Linked DNA regions of Homo sapiens: region 1 is linked to region 2. Evidence: chromatin loops called from intact Hi-C (ENCODE). Cell type or tissue: PC-9. All regions are shown on one strand.

Evidence for each region. Hi-C counts contacts between places; a loop is a spot of excess contacts. Peaks named below come from ENCODE experiments on the same cell type or tissue, not always from the same donor. Only the 100,000 strongest peaks of a DNase experiment are listed, where the experiment ranks them.
Region 1: it touches region 2 in a loop (7-fold over the local background); 3 of 110 quality-filtered maps call a loop at or near these places.

What each region holds. Positions count from the first base shown.
Region 1 is chr2:217,286,692-217,294,691 of GRCh38, reverse strand. The region is part of intron 1 of DIRC3-AS1 (DIRC3 antisense RNA 1); the gene reads right to left. The region is part of intron 12 of DIRC3 (disrupted in renal carcinoma 3); the gene reads left to right. Among named protein-coding and RNA genes, the nearest start is that of DIRC3-AS1, 8.0 kb to the right of the region's middle. RefSeq lists enhancers at 2,276-2,776, 2,777-3,277. In PC-9, no CTCF peak of the experiment used is centred here; DNase peaks (open chromatin) are centred at 3,301 and 4,671; H3K27ac peaks cover 2,559 bases.
Region 2 is chr2:217,384,498-217,392,497 of GRCh38, reverse strand. The region is part of intron 8 of DIRC3 (disrupted in renal carcinoma 3); the gene reads left to right. Among named protein-coding and RNA genes, the nearest start is that of DIRC3-AS1, 110 kb to the right of the region's middle. RefSeq lists an enhancer at 4,088-4,257. In PC-9, no CTCF peak of the experiment used is centred here; a DNase peak (open chromatin) is centred at 4,257; H3K27ac peaks cover 2,111 bases.

The sequences.
Region 1 (8,000 bases), 98 kb after region 2:
TTTCTTTTAGCAGACAGGTTGAGCAACTGGTTGGAATATTTTTCAATTCTAAATAATCTTGTGCAAAAGCTTCCTAAGAAGCACTTGGTAAATCAGTTGAGACCTTTTCTGTGCTGGAATCTGTCCCAAAGTCCCTAGTATAGAAACCTCTGGTTTGCAGATGGCAGGCAAAAGACCTGGGGGAAGCTACTCAACTTTATCTTTCTATCAGGATTTGGAGCTTATACGTCTGCTCTCAAAAACTTTTGCAAACACCAACTATTCACCAATGAATGCAACTTTGAACTGTTTGCTATTCAAAATCTAACAAAAGCTTGGCTGACAAGGGAGATTCTAAATTCTATGTTTCGTTCAAGTTTGCTTAGCTGAAAGAATGGGCATTCTGAAGCTGTCTTTTTTATTTGTTTACTTAATAATAATTGTGTCACTTTTGCTTTGTAATGCCAAGAAACCCAGGAGTAAATTTGAACTCTTTTATTATATTTATACATCAGTTTTCTTCTTTGTCATGGTCTAGATTTTCTACTTTTCTATTTGTCTTTGTTCTTATTTGGTCTTTATTTTATTGTTTGTTTATATTTGTGCTGTAAGCTACCTCAAGTTCTTCTGAGCATCAGATAGCATATAAATACATACATAAGCTAAATGTAAATTTTCTTGAATCTATGGTGTCTCTGTATCTCTGTGATCCCAGTATGTTTTGAATGTTATTCCAATGGTACAAGTATCTATTTATCCTAATCTGAACTCTAGTAAAAAATGCCTGAAAATTCCCCTCTGAATGATCAAGAAGAGGTTCTACAATTTTGTGAGCTTCTAGCTCTCCTAATTCTTCTTTCTCTATTTCTGCCAGAATTAGTTGTTATGGGAACTGTGGTTTGGGGTTGTTTATAACTACAGCATACTTGGCCTAATCCTATTTAATACAGCGACCAAATTTATACAAATCAAATCTGTGGCCATGATAGATCTGGTGAACTGAAACAGAGATTCGGGGTTATCATGATTAGGGGATTAATTACAAATAGGGCTCAATTTGCAGGAAGATCTCTTTCAATAGCCGCAGAAGGGGAATGGGAAATAAAGGTAATAGTCTAGAATCTGTTAGATGCTAATCTCCTAAGAATCTAAAAGATGAGATTGACCAGATATAGGAGAGGATTTCAGCAGAAATTAAAGATGCTTTTGATGTGAAGCATCTTCCATAATGAAATCTGGACCATAAGGAGTGATCCTTGGAAACCAGATGCCAAGTTTACCCGGAATAAACATAAGGACAAACTTCCCATTTCTGTGCAAGAACCAACAGCAGTGTAAGGAAGAGAGAACCACAGTGGCCTCGCAGAGGATCAGGGGAGGCACCTGCAGCAGCAGATACGGGGAAACTCCTCCCTTGAAAGACTTGTGGGCAACACTTTGCCATGAGGAGACTGAAGCAGAAAGGGACTGGTTTCTGAGCACAAGTGAAACACCACCTATGTCTCACAGGATACTACGTGGGATTGCTCTGAGAAGAGGCTGCGCTGTAGCATCAGCAGCAGGTGTGAAGTCAGTCAGAGTGATGTTACTAATGTCATTGGTAAAGATTAGGTTGAAGGCATCTTCTTTCCTTCCAGGGTTTTTGCCAATCAAATATACACAGAAATACTTGAGTCAAATGGGATGAAAACACCAGCTTTGTTATCCAGATGATAAATCTTCCTGGAAAACTGATTTGGGGACATACATCAAATGGGAGGTCAAAATTGGGATTCCTAATTACTTACCCTTAGAACTGAACTAATTGGCCCCCAGTATGACATGTCTACCCCACTTTCTTACCCAGACACTGGTGGAAAAGCAAAAACAGAAAGAGGGAGGATTTCCTGGCTTGTTCACTTAACATGTAGACACTGTCAGAGTAAAGTGAGTCCTCCACAAATCAGGAAAGCACACTAGAGAATGAATGTTTTGCTTTTGAGGCAAAGTAATCTTACTTAGTAGCACAGACAATACTGTCTAATGGTAACCAGGCCCACCCTCACCAATTAGATACACACTGTATCTATTTTTTTTTTTTTTTTGGACAGCTAGTAAGGAGCAGAAAGAAGGTGTTAACAGGTGACAAGAGTTCATTTCTCTATGGGCCAAGGCAGTCACTTGGTTAGAAAAAGAGAAAGCTTCCTTTGTATATGAGCCATTGGCTGGTGGGCCCTCATAACATCTGGCATATAATTAGAGAAAGGCAAATCTTTTACACAAAGTATTTACAGGCCATGTCTATGGGGACAGTGGCTGTAGGGTATTTACTAAGTCAAGAGGGCAGTAGCTAGCCTAACCATGAGCAATTGCACAAGGGTGCTGATACGGACAGGAGACCGAAATACTGGGTAGAAGAGGGTGGTTCCCGGCAAAGGCCCCACCCTCAAGCCTGAAGACCGTGGCACTAAATGAGGACAGGCATTCCTGTTTTCGTGCCCAAAAAGTTGGCTTTTGGCCTGCCATGTCCCCTATTATGCACCCATATAAACCCCGAAGCCCGGGCTCCAGAAGCAGACCAGCAAACCAGCAGACCAGCAGGTGGACAGCCAAACGATGCGGCAGAGAAAGAAGGAAGAGGAGGAACATCTGAACACCGAGAGGAGTTCAGCTGGGGGTGGTTGGAGAGGAGTCCAGCCACTGGGCAGCCCAACTCCAGGGGAAGATCATCATCCCATTCCATCCCCAGCTTCTGGGTTCCCATCCATCTGACTGAAAGCCAGCTCCACCACTCTATAAAACCTCACATTCATCCTTCAAGACTGTGTGTGACCCAATTTTTCTGGGACACTGGGCAAGAGCTTGGGCTACAGAAAGCTGTCACACTGGCCTTCTGCCCTTGTAAAAAGGCAGAGGGTCCACTGAGCTGGTTAACACTCAAGCTCTCTGTGGACAGCAAAGCTGAAAGAGCTTTGTAACAGTGGGATTGCAGCACCCATCCCTAGACACTACCATGGGGCTGAAGCCCAAAGCACTCACCCCAGCCTCTGCACCTGCCTGCCTGCTCTCCCTCCCACAAGGGGTTTCAGCAGCAGGGCGACTGAACGGGTGGGCCACATCCTTGTCAAACATCTGGTGAGGGGCATCAGGGAACTTTCCCGTTTCAGTGCCACACATCTACCTGGTGTAATCAAAGCCAGAGTGGTCAACGTTGGAAAGTCTGACCTCTGCTTTTCACCTGTTGCCTTCCATCTATGTGCTGTCATTTTTTCGGACTGAGTCAGCCTTTGTGGTGGAACTCTCTGAGTTGTCAACACAGCCATCTCATGGAAGTGGCTCTCAAAGTCACCTGATGGGATTGTTAATGGAGGAAAGCCTTCTGAGGCCACCCTATAAGTGCAAAGCATGGAGCCATAAATAATCCTGGAAAACTGGTTTGGGGACATACATCAAGTGGCCAAAATTGGGATTCCTATTACTTACCCTTAGAAGTGAACCAATTGGCCCCCAGTGTGACATGTCTCCCCTGCTTTCCTACCCAGACACTTTCCTACCCAAAGCAAGCATGGGGATGGGGGCTACACGTACAATACAATAGGTTCTGGATATCTGTGGCAGATATATGGCAGGTTTAAAAAAAAATCACTCAATGTAAGTCAATGAAGTTACATTAAATTGTTTCCATAGCTCTTGTAATAAAGCCCTACTGAGAAGCAACCCCCTCCTCCCAGATTCGGTTCATATATAATAAATGAATACTGTGATACTGGGGTGCAGGAGAGAGCTGTATGGCTATTCAAATTCCTGTCCTAGAAACATTAAAAATTACCCTGTGTCTTTCAGGGTTTCTAGCAAATGGATGCAGCCAGGGATTACAGATCTATGAGTGATAAGAATGGTCTATCAAATCTCCTTATTGAAAGAAAATAAGGAGGCAGGGGGACAGTGGTGACATGACATGGGAGGGTCAGCACAAAGGGGCCCACAAAACAGATATCAATTCATTCCTCTTTCCAGTGCAATGACTGGATCCCAGAGACTATGTGGTTGGTATCAGGGGAGGTCTTGGAGCAGGGCCTCCTGGACAGGGCCAGGTAGATCATCCTCTTGCCTGTGTGAGGGCAGCTCTGAGCTCCACAAGGCAGATATTGCAATGGTGATCAAAGGGAAATGCTTTAGGTGTCTTTATGGCCAAAAATACATACTCCACAATACTTCTTTCTCTTAAGTCATTTACTATTATTGTGTGGACTCCTCACACAATGCCAATCACTTGTTAAAATTTAAACAATAATGATCATTTAGTTGTTTTGTCCACTTGAAACCCAAAGGTAAATCTGGCTAATGCTGCCTCAAAATGGGCCAGGCATTTATTCGGTCGTTGTTGTCTTTGGGATGGCTTTGTTTTCTGTTGATATTTGGTTTCCCTTAGTTTGGTTTGGTTTAGTTGGACCTGGTTTGATGCTGGTATTTGGGTTCACAAAGCCCATTGCTCTGCTGTCCACTCTTTCCACACGGAATCCTTCTGGCTGAGGCCTGTCTGAACTGCCAGTGCAGGCCCTGGAGCCCTGACTCTGTACCTCATAGAATCTGTCTTCTTTTCAGGAGAGCTAAGTGTTAACATTGTCCTGAACACATTTGCCTTTCAAGAAGATTAATGGAGTTCAGTGTGCAGCAGATAAGCTTGCCTGGGAGGAGCAGGCGAGAGCTAAGCTGTGTCAACACAGCCTAAGGGCAGGAGAGAACCAAATTGATTACTCAGATACTCTCCACCTCTCCCTCCTTCCCCCTTCCATTTTCAATTCTAATACAATTTGATGTCTGTGTATAAATGCCAAGATAGATGGGGAATAAGCTTATGAAATGGCTGCTTGAAGTGCTAATCCATAAGAAATGCTAAAATGCACCCAGAAATGCAGCAAAAAGGATAAAATTGGATTTCCCAGGAGGGCATTCCATGAAGTTGTCAAAGATTATGAGGACATGCCACACTGGGGGAAGGGCTGCAGGTGCAAACAGACAATGCGAGACCCCCAGGGGGCCTGTGAGAGGACTGATGACTGCTAAAATTCCTTTCTGAGGAGGGTGAATCTGTTGATGCTATCATTCATTTTCCAAAGAAAAAGTGCAGCAAATTATTTTGCAAGGAGGGAAGTAGAAAGCATCCAGCAAGGGTCACCGTCCTCCACCCTTTCCCCATGTAGCAGTGACTATCACCTTTCAATAAATTAGAAAATAAATATTTAAAGGAGAATACCAAAGTGCTATCCTGCTAAGGGCAGCTGTATTAAATTGCCTCCAGTGTCTTTTCAGCCTGGAGGCCTTCTTGCTTCTGTAGTGGGTGGGGACAGCTTTCAGACAGATCTGTTTTGACCTTTCCTATAACAACAGCCTCTGCAAAGTTATCATGGATTTAAAACTCCTCCTTACTTGGGATGCCTCCAGTTGGTGTCTCTCTGTTTAAATGACCTAGAGATAGCAGACTTCAGGGAGGTTTCTGGTTCTCTTGAATTTAATAAAAATAGAGATAGATAGCCACTTGCTAGCAGTGTGACCTTAAAGAAGTTACTGAACCTCCTGAGGCTCCATGTTCTCGTTCAGAAATGCATTATTATCTCAAGTTAACAAATGTAAATTATCTCAATTACCCATTTTTTCAGGATTGTCAAAGAATATTAGTAATGTCAAATTATTAAACAGATGTTAGCTACTGCGAATACTACTGCTACTACTAATGCTGATAATAATGAGAATAATAGTGGTGAATTTGCCAGCATTGTGGAACTTATCAAAATTGCACAGGACAATGAGCAATAGTCTTAGGCAGGGGTCCCCAGCCCCCAGACCACAGACTGGTAATGGTCTGTGGTGTGCTAGAAACTGGGCAGCACAGCAGGAGGTGAGCAGCAAACAAGCATCATCTGAATTTACAGCCACTCCCCATTACTTGCATTACTGCCTGAGCTCTGGCTCCTGTCAGATCAGTGATGGCATTAGATTTTCAAAGGAGCACAAACCCTATTGTGAACAGTGCATGTGAGGGATCCAGGTCACGTGATCCTTATGAGAATCTAATGCCTGATGATCTGTCATTGTCTCCCATGACCCCCAGATAAGACTACCTAGTTGCAGGAAAACACACTCAGGGCTCCTGCTGATTCTACATGATGATGAATTGTATCGTTATTTCATTATATATTACAATGTAATACTAGAAACAAAGTGCACAACAAATGCAATGTGCTCCAATCATCCTGAAACCATCCCCCACCCCACTGTGTGTGGAAAAAATTGTCTTCCGTGAAACTAGTCCCTGGTGCCAAAAAGGTTGGGGACCACTGGTCTAAGGTATACATTTCCATCAGAAAATGGTTTCAACCCATTCAGATTATAGTGTTTGGGGAAGAAAAAGACAAACAGATGAGAGACCTTGATGACATCGTAGAAGAGAAACTTTGTACAAGACGAATCTGCAGCTGAATAAAGTGTCTATCCCCTACATAGCCCCAGTGCATGAATGGTTGCTATGGACTGAATGTTCATGTCCCTCTCCAAATTCATGGAATTGGATTCCATGAATCCAATTATGTTGAAACTCTAATCCCCAATGTGATGACGGTATTTGTAGATGGGACCTTTAAGTGGTAACTCAGTCATGAAGATAGAGCCCTCATGATGGGATTCATGCCCTATTAAAAGAGACATGAGAGACCTTGCTTCCTCCCTCTGTTCTCTGCCATGTGAAGATACAAGAAGAAGATGGACATCTACAAAGCAGGAAGTGGGCCCTCAACAGACATTGGATTTACCAACACCTTGATCTTGGCCTTTTAGTCTCCAGAACTGTGAAATAAGCTACCCAGTCTATGGTAATTTGTTATAGTCACCTAGACTGACTAAGACAATGATTATGTGCTATAAAATGCCATGCAGTAAAATATTTTGGCTGGTCGTAGGGCCTGCAGCCCAGTTACCATGGCAGAGTCCCTCTCCTCAACTCTTCCTTTCCCACCCTCTGTGATAGATGAGTTTTCCTCTGGGGTTCAAGTGCTTCTGGCCGGTAAACATGGGTGACCCGCCTTCCCTTTTTATCCATGCAGCCATAGGTACAGGAAGAGATGGGCAGTATGAGTATTGCACACCCAGTGTCTAATAAACTAGGATGTTCCCAACTGATGATAAGCCATAGGACAGCAGAACAAGACTCCTGAGAAGGAACTCACTCCAAGGAAAGGGAAAGTCTGGATTTACAAACTAGACTGTACATCACCATGAGAAAGAAGTAATGAAAACAGTGTGCTGCCTGAGCTAAAACTTGCCTGGATCCAAATGGGCATGTATGTCCTGTGAGCAAAGCGTTATCATTATTTCAAAATAAATGCCATGACCCTTCAACATTCAAGTGACACACAGAGGAGCTTCTCACTACACATAGGTCATGAGAGGGGCCTCTGGCTTTGCCAAATCAGGTTCGTCATTTGAAATAGCAGATCCATTAGGAAACCCTGGCAGATCATGTGGTGACAACCAGACTTCTCTTTCTGGGTCTCATCTTGAGGGGAGCATCTGGGCTCCTTTCTTGCTTATAGAAGATTGGCCAAGATTTATTCACAGCCACAGAATATTCTCTGCAATAGCAGGTCAAAGGAACCACAGAAAGGGCCTGGAATTCCAACTATTAAAGATGTGGTTTCAGAGCATTTTAGTTTGGGGCGTAAATACATGTGCAATCTAAATAATAATTAATACTTGCCATTTGAAAAACTCTGCAACACAGGGTGATCTAATGCCCCAGTCTTCTCAGGACTGAGGGTTTCCTGGAATGCAAAACTTTCCATCTTAAAAGTGATAATAAAATATAACTGCAACATAACATATATATAATGTGTGTGCGTGTGTGTGTGTGTAAAACATAGGTAGAGATACGACAATAAAAGTATATAGGTGGAGATACATACATACATAGGTAGAGACAGGACAATAAAAGTCACCAGGTGACCAGACCGTAGGTAACCAGGTAATCAGACCATATATGAAACTGT
Region 2 (8,000 bases):
AGGAATGTAAAAAATAACTATGCAATGTTGCTAAGGAAAAGTTTCATTTTTTCATAATGTTGAGGAAAAGCTGTGCTTATGGTGAGGCTCTGGGAAAACTGACATGCAGTGTGTTCTCTTTAGCTAATCTATTCTTAAAAGGTAAAACCAAAACACCTAGATATTGTAAGATGAGCACATGTCAAAGATTTTATATTGCTCAATAATTAATAAGGGAACCATCAAGATGTTAGAATTGGCTTGCAGGGCAATTCAAAGAATCACACATATACAGTGTTTGCATATGCTAAAGTTAGATCCTGCTTATATGATAATATGATTTGACTGTGTCCCCACCAAAATCTCATCTTAAATTCCCATTTGTTGTGGGAGGGACCCAGTGGGAGGTAATTGAATCGTGGGGACAGGTCTTACCTGTGCTGTTCTTGTGATAGTGAATAAATCTCATGAGATCTGATGGTTCTATAAGGGGCAGTTTCCCTGCACAAGTTCTCTCTCTTGCTGCCACCATGTGAGACATGCCTTTCACTTTCTGCCATGATTGTGAGGCCTCCCCAGCCACATGGAATTGTAAGTCCAATAAACCTCTTTCTTTTGTAAATTGCCCAGTCTCAGGTTTGTCTTTATCAGCAGTGTGAAAATGAACTAATACAGTAAATTGGTACCAGTAGAGTGAGGTGTTGCTGAAAAGATACCCAAAAATGTGGAAGTGGCTTTGGAACTGGGTAACAGGCGGAAGTTGGAACAGTTTGGAGGTCTCAGGAGAAAACAGGAAAATGTGGGAAAGTGTGAAACTTTCTAGAGACTTGTCGAATGGTTTTGACCAAAAGCCTGATAGCGATATGGACAATAAGGCCCAGCCTGAGGTGGTCTCAGATGGAGATGAGGAACTCGTTGGGAACTGGAGCAAAGGTGACTCTTGTTATGTTTTAGAAAAGAGACTGGTGGCATTTTGCCCCTGCCCTAGAGATTTGTGGAACTTTGAACTTGAGAGAGATGATTTAGGGTATCTTGTGGAAGAAATTGCTAAGCAACAAAGCATTCAAGATGTGACTTGGATGCTGTTAAAGGCATTCAGTTTCATAAGAGAAGCAGAGCATAAAAGTTTGGAAAATTTTCAGCCTGACTATGTGACAGAAAAGAAAAACCCATTTTCTGGAGAGAAACTCAAGCTGGCTGCGTAAATTTACATAAGTAACGAGGAGCTGAATGTTATTCCCAAAGACAATAGGGAAAATGTCTCCAGGGCCTGTCAGAGGTCTTCACTGCAGCCCCTCCCATTATAGGCCTGGAGGCCTAGGAGAAAGTGGTTTAGTGGGCTGGGTCCAAGGTCTCCCTGCTGTGTGCAGCCTAGGGACTTGGTGCCCTGAATCCCAGCAGCTCTAGCCATGGCTGAAAGGGCCAATGTACAGCTCGGGCCATGGCTTAAGAGGGTGCAAGCCCCAAGCCTTGGCAGCTTCCATGTGGTATTGAGCCTGAGAGTGCACAGAAGTCAAGAATTGGGGTTTGGAAACCTCCAGCTAGATTTCAGAGGATGTATAGAAATGCATGGATGCCCAGGCAGAAGTTTGCTGCAGGGGTGGGGCCCTCATGGAGAACCTCTGCTAGGACATTACGGAAGGGAAATGTGAGGTTGGAGCCCCCACACAGAGTCCCTACTGTGGTACTGCCTAGTGGAGCTGTGAGAAGACGGCCACCATCCTCTGGACCTCAGAATGGTAGATCTACTGACAGCTTGCACTGTGTGCCTGGAAAAGCCACAGACACTCAACACCAGCCTGTGAAAGCAGCCAGGAGCAGGGCTAAATCCTGCAAAGTCACAGACATAAAGCGCCCAAGACCATAGGAACCCACCTCTTGCATCAGCCTGACCTGGATGTGAGACATGGAGTCAAAGGAGGGATTTTGGACTTGCATGGGGCCTGTAGTCCCTTTGTTTTGGTCAAATTCTCCCATTTGGAATGGCTGTATTTACCCAATACCTGTGCCCCCATTGCATCTAGGAAGTCACTAACTTGCTTTTGATTTTACAGGTTCATAGGCAGAAGGGACTTGCTTTGTCTCAGGTGAGACGTTGGACTGTGGACTTTTGAGTTAATGCTGAAATGAGTTAAGACCTTGGGGGGACTGTTGGGAAGGCATGATTGGTTTTGAAATGTGAAGAAATAAGATTTGGGTGGGGCTGGGGAGGAATAATATGGTTTGACTGTGTCCCACCCAAATCTCATCTTGAATTCCCACGTGTTGTGGGAGGAACCCAGTGGGAGGTAATTGAATCATGGGCACAGGTCTTTCCTGTGCTATTCTTGTGATAGTGAATAAGTCTTATGAGATCTGGTGGTTCTATAAGGGGGAGCATCCCTGCACAAGTTCTCTCTCTTGCCACTGCCATGGGAGATGTGCCTTTCACCTTCTACCATGATTGTGAGGCCTCCCCAGCCATGTGGAACTGTAAGTCTGGCAAACCTCTTTCTTTTGTAAATTGCCCAGTCTTGGGTATATCTTTATCAGCAGTGTGAAAATGGACTAATACACATGAAGTATGTAAAATAGTCAAATTCCTAGAATAAAAGAATGGAATAGTGGTTACCAGGGGCTGGGACAGGGGAAGTGGGGAATTACTGGTCAGCTGGCATAAAGTTTCAGTTAAGCATGATGAGTAAGTTCAAGAGATCTGCTGTACAAAATGGTTGTCAATAATACTGTATTGCCCACTTAGAAATGTGTTAAGCAGTTAGATTCCCATGTTAAATTTTCTTAACACAATAAAATAAAATTAAAAATTAAAAGGACTTGCCACTGCTTCCGAGAAGTGTTCCTGGAAATCCCCAGCTTGGGGTCTTTTCAGGTCTCTCCAACCACTCTGGTATCTCTAGTAAGCTTTGCCTGTCTTCATCATTTCCTTTATTATATTTTAATTAAATATTCCATTTAAGTATCTGAGTTCATCACTAATATGTAAGCTAAAGACTATGTTTTATCTGCTACTTTATACCTGGTATTCAACACACAGTATGCATTCCATAATGTTTGCTGAATTGAGAGAGGCTTTTTGTATTGATTATGAGGATGGTGAAGATGATTATGGTGAACGTGCAATCTAATTTGTAGCTATGAATTTTGATCACAATAGAAAGGTAACAGCTTGTTTTGCCTTCAGGGCTTTAAAAATGTTACGTGAATATGAATATGAAAAAAACAACATAAAATATGTGTAATAATAGCAAATGTATACATGTATCTGTGTATATATATATATATATAAGACTGGAATGATACCTTTTAAACAAAGAATACCAAAGATCAGTAATAAGTGATAATATTGAACCTTCCTCCAAGCTTTCAATAAGAAAGCTTGGAGCATCCTTTCAATAAGAGCCTTCAGTTGCCGTGACTGTGGGGTTGGTATTATCTCCACCAATACAACATTGAGTTTTTTAAAGCAATAATAAAAACTTGATTCCATTGTAGTTAGTTGTAGGGACTTGCTACAAAGAGGATTTGCCAGTATTGGCCTGCAAGCCACCGTGCCGATTTCTGGAAAGAAGAATGATGACAGATTCAGGGATTAATAATGGCTGTAAGCCTTTCTTCCTCTGCATTCATGATCTAAGGAGGTCCACACCTCAGTTTCTTGTTTCCCCAAATAGGGATAATACTAGTTTTGACTTATATTTTCAAAAGATTTTGCTAGAAAACCAGAAAAATAACTGTGTAGTGAATGTAAATGACCACCAAGCCCAGCACCCCAGCACACAGAAGTTGCTTAATTAAGGCTCTGGCAGCCGGGTGTGGTGGCTCATGCCTGTAATCACAGCACTTTGGGAGGCTGAGGCAGGCGGATTGCCTGAGCTCAGGAGTTTGAAACCACCCTGGGCAACATGGTGAAACTTCTCTACTAAAATACAAAAAAAAATTAAAAATAAAAATAAAAATTAGCCAGGCATGGTGGCATGCACCTGTAATCCCAGCTACTTGGGAGGCTGAGGTGGGGGAATCACTGAACCTGGGAGGTGGAGGTTACAGTGAGCCAAGATCTTGCTACTGCACTACAGCTTGGGTGACAGAGTGACACTCCGTCTAAAAAGAAAAAAAAAAAAAGGCTCTGGCTAATGTGTTAGAAATCCAAGTCAAGAAGAGGGAACTCTTTGATGTCCCAGTCCAGACTGACTGGTAGAAGCCTTCTCAACTGGCAAATACCCTTGTCATTTCTCCTGGCAGGCTTCCCCATGTTATTTGTTTGCAGTGACATGACCCGCTGGTGCCCGGAGACAGGGCAGGGCAGAGAAAGCTTTGGAATCCACAGAGCTCATCGCCTTCCCTCACCCCAGCAAAGCTTTGTCCTCCAGCCCTGTCTCTGGGGCCCTGGGATCAGATTGCTTGCTTTCAGGTGCCAGAGAGACACTTTTCTGTTTGCTCTCCCACCCAGACTGCCCTCAGTTTGTCCTTCCCCCAGGTGGGGATGGCAAGTGACAGAGGCTGTTATGAAATGAATTGCTCTCCTTCCTCCCCTGCCTTTCTTTCCTCTGCCCCCTCAAACCACAAGAATATTTTGGCTTTTTTCCATCACTTAGGGTTTGTATTGTAGATTTGAGTCTGTTCTTGTTCATTGTAAATAGCCCAGAAGTTAGGTTGGGAGTGCAGTCTTTAAAGGTAGGCTACTCTTGGGGACACGAGGGAATGCATGGAGCTGCCTGCACTGGTGATGATGACTTCCTTTGATCCTAGCCCATGCAGCTTGTGGTGCCCTAGTGTTTCCATCCTGCTCCAGGTGGCCTTGTCACTGGCTTATTTTCCACTTGCCTCAGGTATAAAATATTATCTCTTTGAGTACCTTCCATGCCCCCAACAGCTGGCAGAGATTCCTGGTCTTGCTCTCTACCTCTCTGGCCTATGCCCCAATGACATGACCCACTGGTGCCTGCAAGATATTTTCCTGAGGATATTTTCTTTTAGAAGAGAACACCTATTGTTCTTAAAGATGGCAGAACTTCTATGTGACTGAGTAACTTCTGTGTTGCAAGTTAACAGAATTAATAGAAAGCCAGGTCAAACTGGCTTAAGAAAAAACAAAAACAAACAAACAAAAAAACTGGTAGCCACTTCTTCATATAACTGAGAAGCCCAAGAGTGTAGATTAATGCGAGGGTTCAGAAATGCAATACCCAAGATGGAGGCTGCCTGCTGCTCAAGTTGCCAGATTTAGCAAATAAAAACAGAGCATACCCAGTGAAATTCACATTTCATATAAATAATGAACAACTTTTTTGTAGTATAAACATGTCCCTGTACTGCTTTCTCTATTTTATTGGACAACTCTACCTGCTACCATATGTCAGCTCTCTCCTTCCTGTGTTGAGATTACTCTCTGGCAGGCTCTGGGCATGAGGTGACAGAATGGTATCCCTAGACATACATTTCAAGGCTTAGGAACCATTGAAGAAGAGCCTCTCTTTCCCAAGAGTTCCATCAAAAATCCTAAGGTTGTATCTCATTGATCCAGCTTGGGTCCTGTGGCCACCTTGGAAGCAAACACTCTGTCCAAGGAGATGAAATGCAAGGTAGGTCTGCACCATACATCTACCTCTACAAATAGGGCGTAGATTTAGCCCCATCCAAACCACTTGAATGAAGACTGGGGAGGAGTGTTTCCCAAAGGAAACCCAGAGTGATGTTACTGGGAGAAGACAGATGGATGCTAGTCAGACATTGACTCTATGGTTAAATGGTAAATATCCTCTTAGGGCCAGGCCCCCTGGAACAATTCACATCACGCATTGGCTGCTTAGCAGCTGATGTGGGTCACATCCCATGGTTTTGGTCCCAGAGGGTGATTTTGGACAATGGATGGCAATTTAGTTAGCACCTGAATTAACAGTAAAGATAGTAAAAACAAAACAAACAAACAAAATTATCTAGTACCTTTTCTGTGTGAACTGCGATACCCAGTATGAGTCCTACACAAAGATAGGAAAGAAGACATGGCTGATGTCCAGAACTAACATTCTAGTGAGAGGCATCACATTGTGCCTTGTTATAGAGTCTCATGATACTTTCCTTATTTTTACCTCTAAGTAATTATGAATCTACAAAGGAAGAATAAATTAATCCCAGGTAAGGCTTATGAAGGAGACGCATTTGGGCTGGACCTTACAGAAAGAGTTTAGATAGGCAGCTATAGAGGGAAGAAAGAGAAAAATTCCAAACAGAGGAACTAGAATAAGCAAACCTGTTGACTTCAGGCTGCTGCCACCCACACTGGGCAGCATTGCCTTTCAGAGAGATGCATCTTGATATGGACACTTGACTTTACCGGGGGCCAGAGAAACACTAGAGAATGCCAGGAAAATAAATAATCTGATACTCTGAACGCTCCTTCAAATGCTTGTTCAGAGTGAATTTGTAGAGAAAGCTGAGTGATATAGGAGAAAAAGAAAAGGAGAAAGACCCTTGGGTGGGACACTCAGTCCGTTTTCTATTGTCCTTGGTAATTCCTGGCCCCAAATTTGCCTACTGCATTCAAGAATCAAAAGACCTTGAGTCAAATGGACTCATCTTCCTTGGTTATCAAATATCCGGGGTTAGTTAAGCTTAACCTTTGGGGGAAGGAGGGTCTCACCTCCTTGTCCCTAAGTGACTTCATTTTCCCTCTAAGCATTTATAGTACTCTTCCTAAGAGTCATTCTGGTAGGTTCTATTTTTTCCATCTCACATTGCCAGAATATTTTCTTTCACTGGTGCATTTAGCAGGATGGCTGGCCTTTTCCTCCAACTCGGACACCACTCCAAAGGGTTCAAGCTGGAAAAATGCTTTGCCCCTCTTCTCCGTGGCTCCCTGAGTGTTTTTCAGAGGAGATATGAGCATATGTCATTAGAACACATAGTCAAATACCACATAGAGTGTGAGGCTTTCTCCAGAATGGTGCTTTTTTGGGGTCTTTTTTTTCTTAAGCACAAACTCCCCTGTATTGCAGTAAGGATCCCGTAATGAAATGAACTGGAATATGTGGTTCTAGAAAAAAAAAAGATGGGAATGGAGAAAAAAACTATCTAGAAAAAAAAAATAGCAAGCTTGACCCATTGAAGGGAAAAGTTATACTCTTGAGTCAAGAATTAGGAATTGAATTAAACTAAAGAAAAAAACAATAGAGTAATAGATCTAAATGGTATTATATTATATTCCTGTTTCCAGGAGAAATCTCACCTACACTCCTTTTGGAAAACTGGGTTATATTGTCTTCTGTAGAGAAAATGGGCAAAACTTCACTTTATTTTATGGTTCAGTCATCAAGTCAGTTTTTGTGAATAAACTCAAGGTTCCTCCTCCCTTGCCACCAGCCCCATCCTCCCAAGGTGCCTGTGTGATTGTGCCTGCCCTTCCACTTCACACAGCATCATTCCTCTTGTCCTAGGCTCTTCTCCTCCAGGGTGAGTTTGTCCTTTCCATTTCTCAGATACTACGAGCCAGAGACAATAGCTCAGCCTAAAATTTGCCTTTTATTTGTTCTTATTCTCCCCATCTCTACAGAAAGGTGTTATTTTCCTAATTTTTTTAAATCCTCATGGAGAAACCCTAAATGTGTATTGTTAAACATGTCTGAAAAGCTACATCCTGACTTATTCCAATATATGACATTCTGGAAAAAGATCAATGGTTGCCAGAGGCTGGTGGGAGGGAGGGATGAATAGTTAGAGCACAGAGGATTTTTAGGGCAGTGAAACTATTCTGCATGCTATTGTAATGGTAGATACATCACATCATACCTTTATCAAAACCCATAGAACTGCACAATAAAGTGAAGTCTAATGTAATCTATGGACATTAGCTAATAATAATGTATCAATATTAGTACATCAGTTGTAACAAATGTATCGATCTCACTAATGCAAAGATGTTAAAAATAGGGTAAACTGTATGTGTGTGGAAGGGAGGGAGTATATGGGAACTCTCTGTACTTTCTGCTCAACTTCTATGTAAACTTATAACTACTCAAAAAATA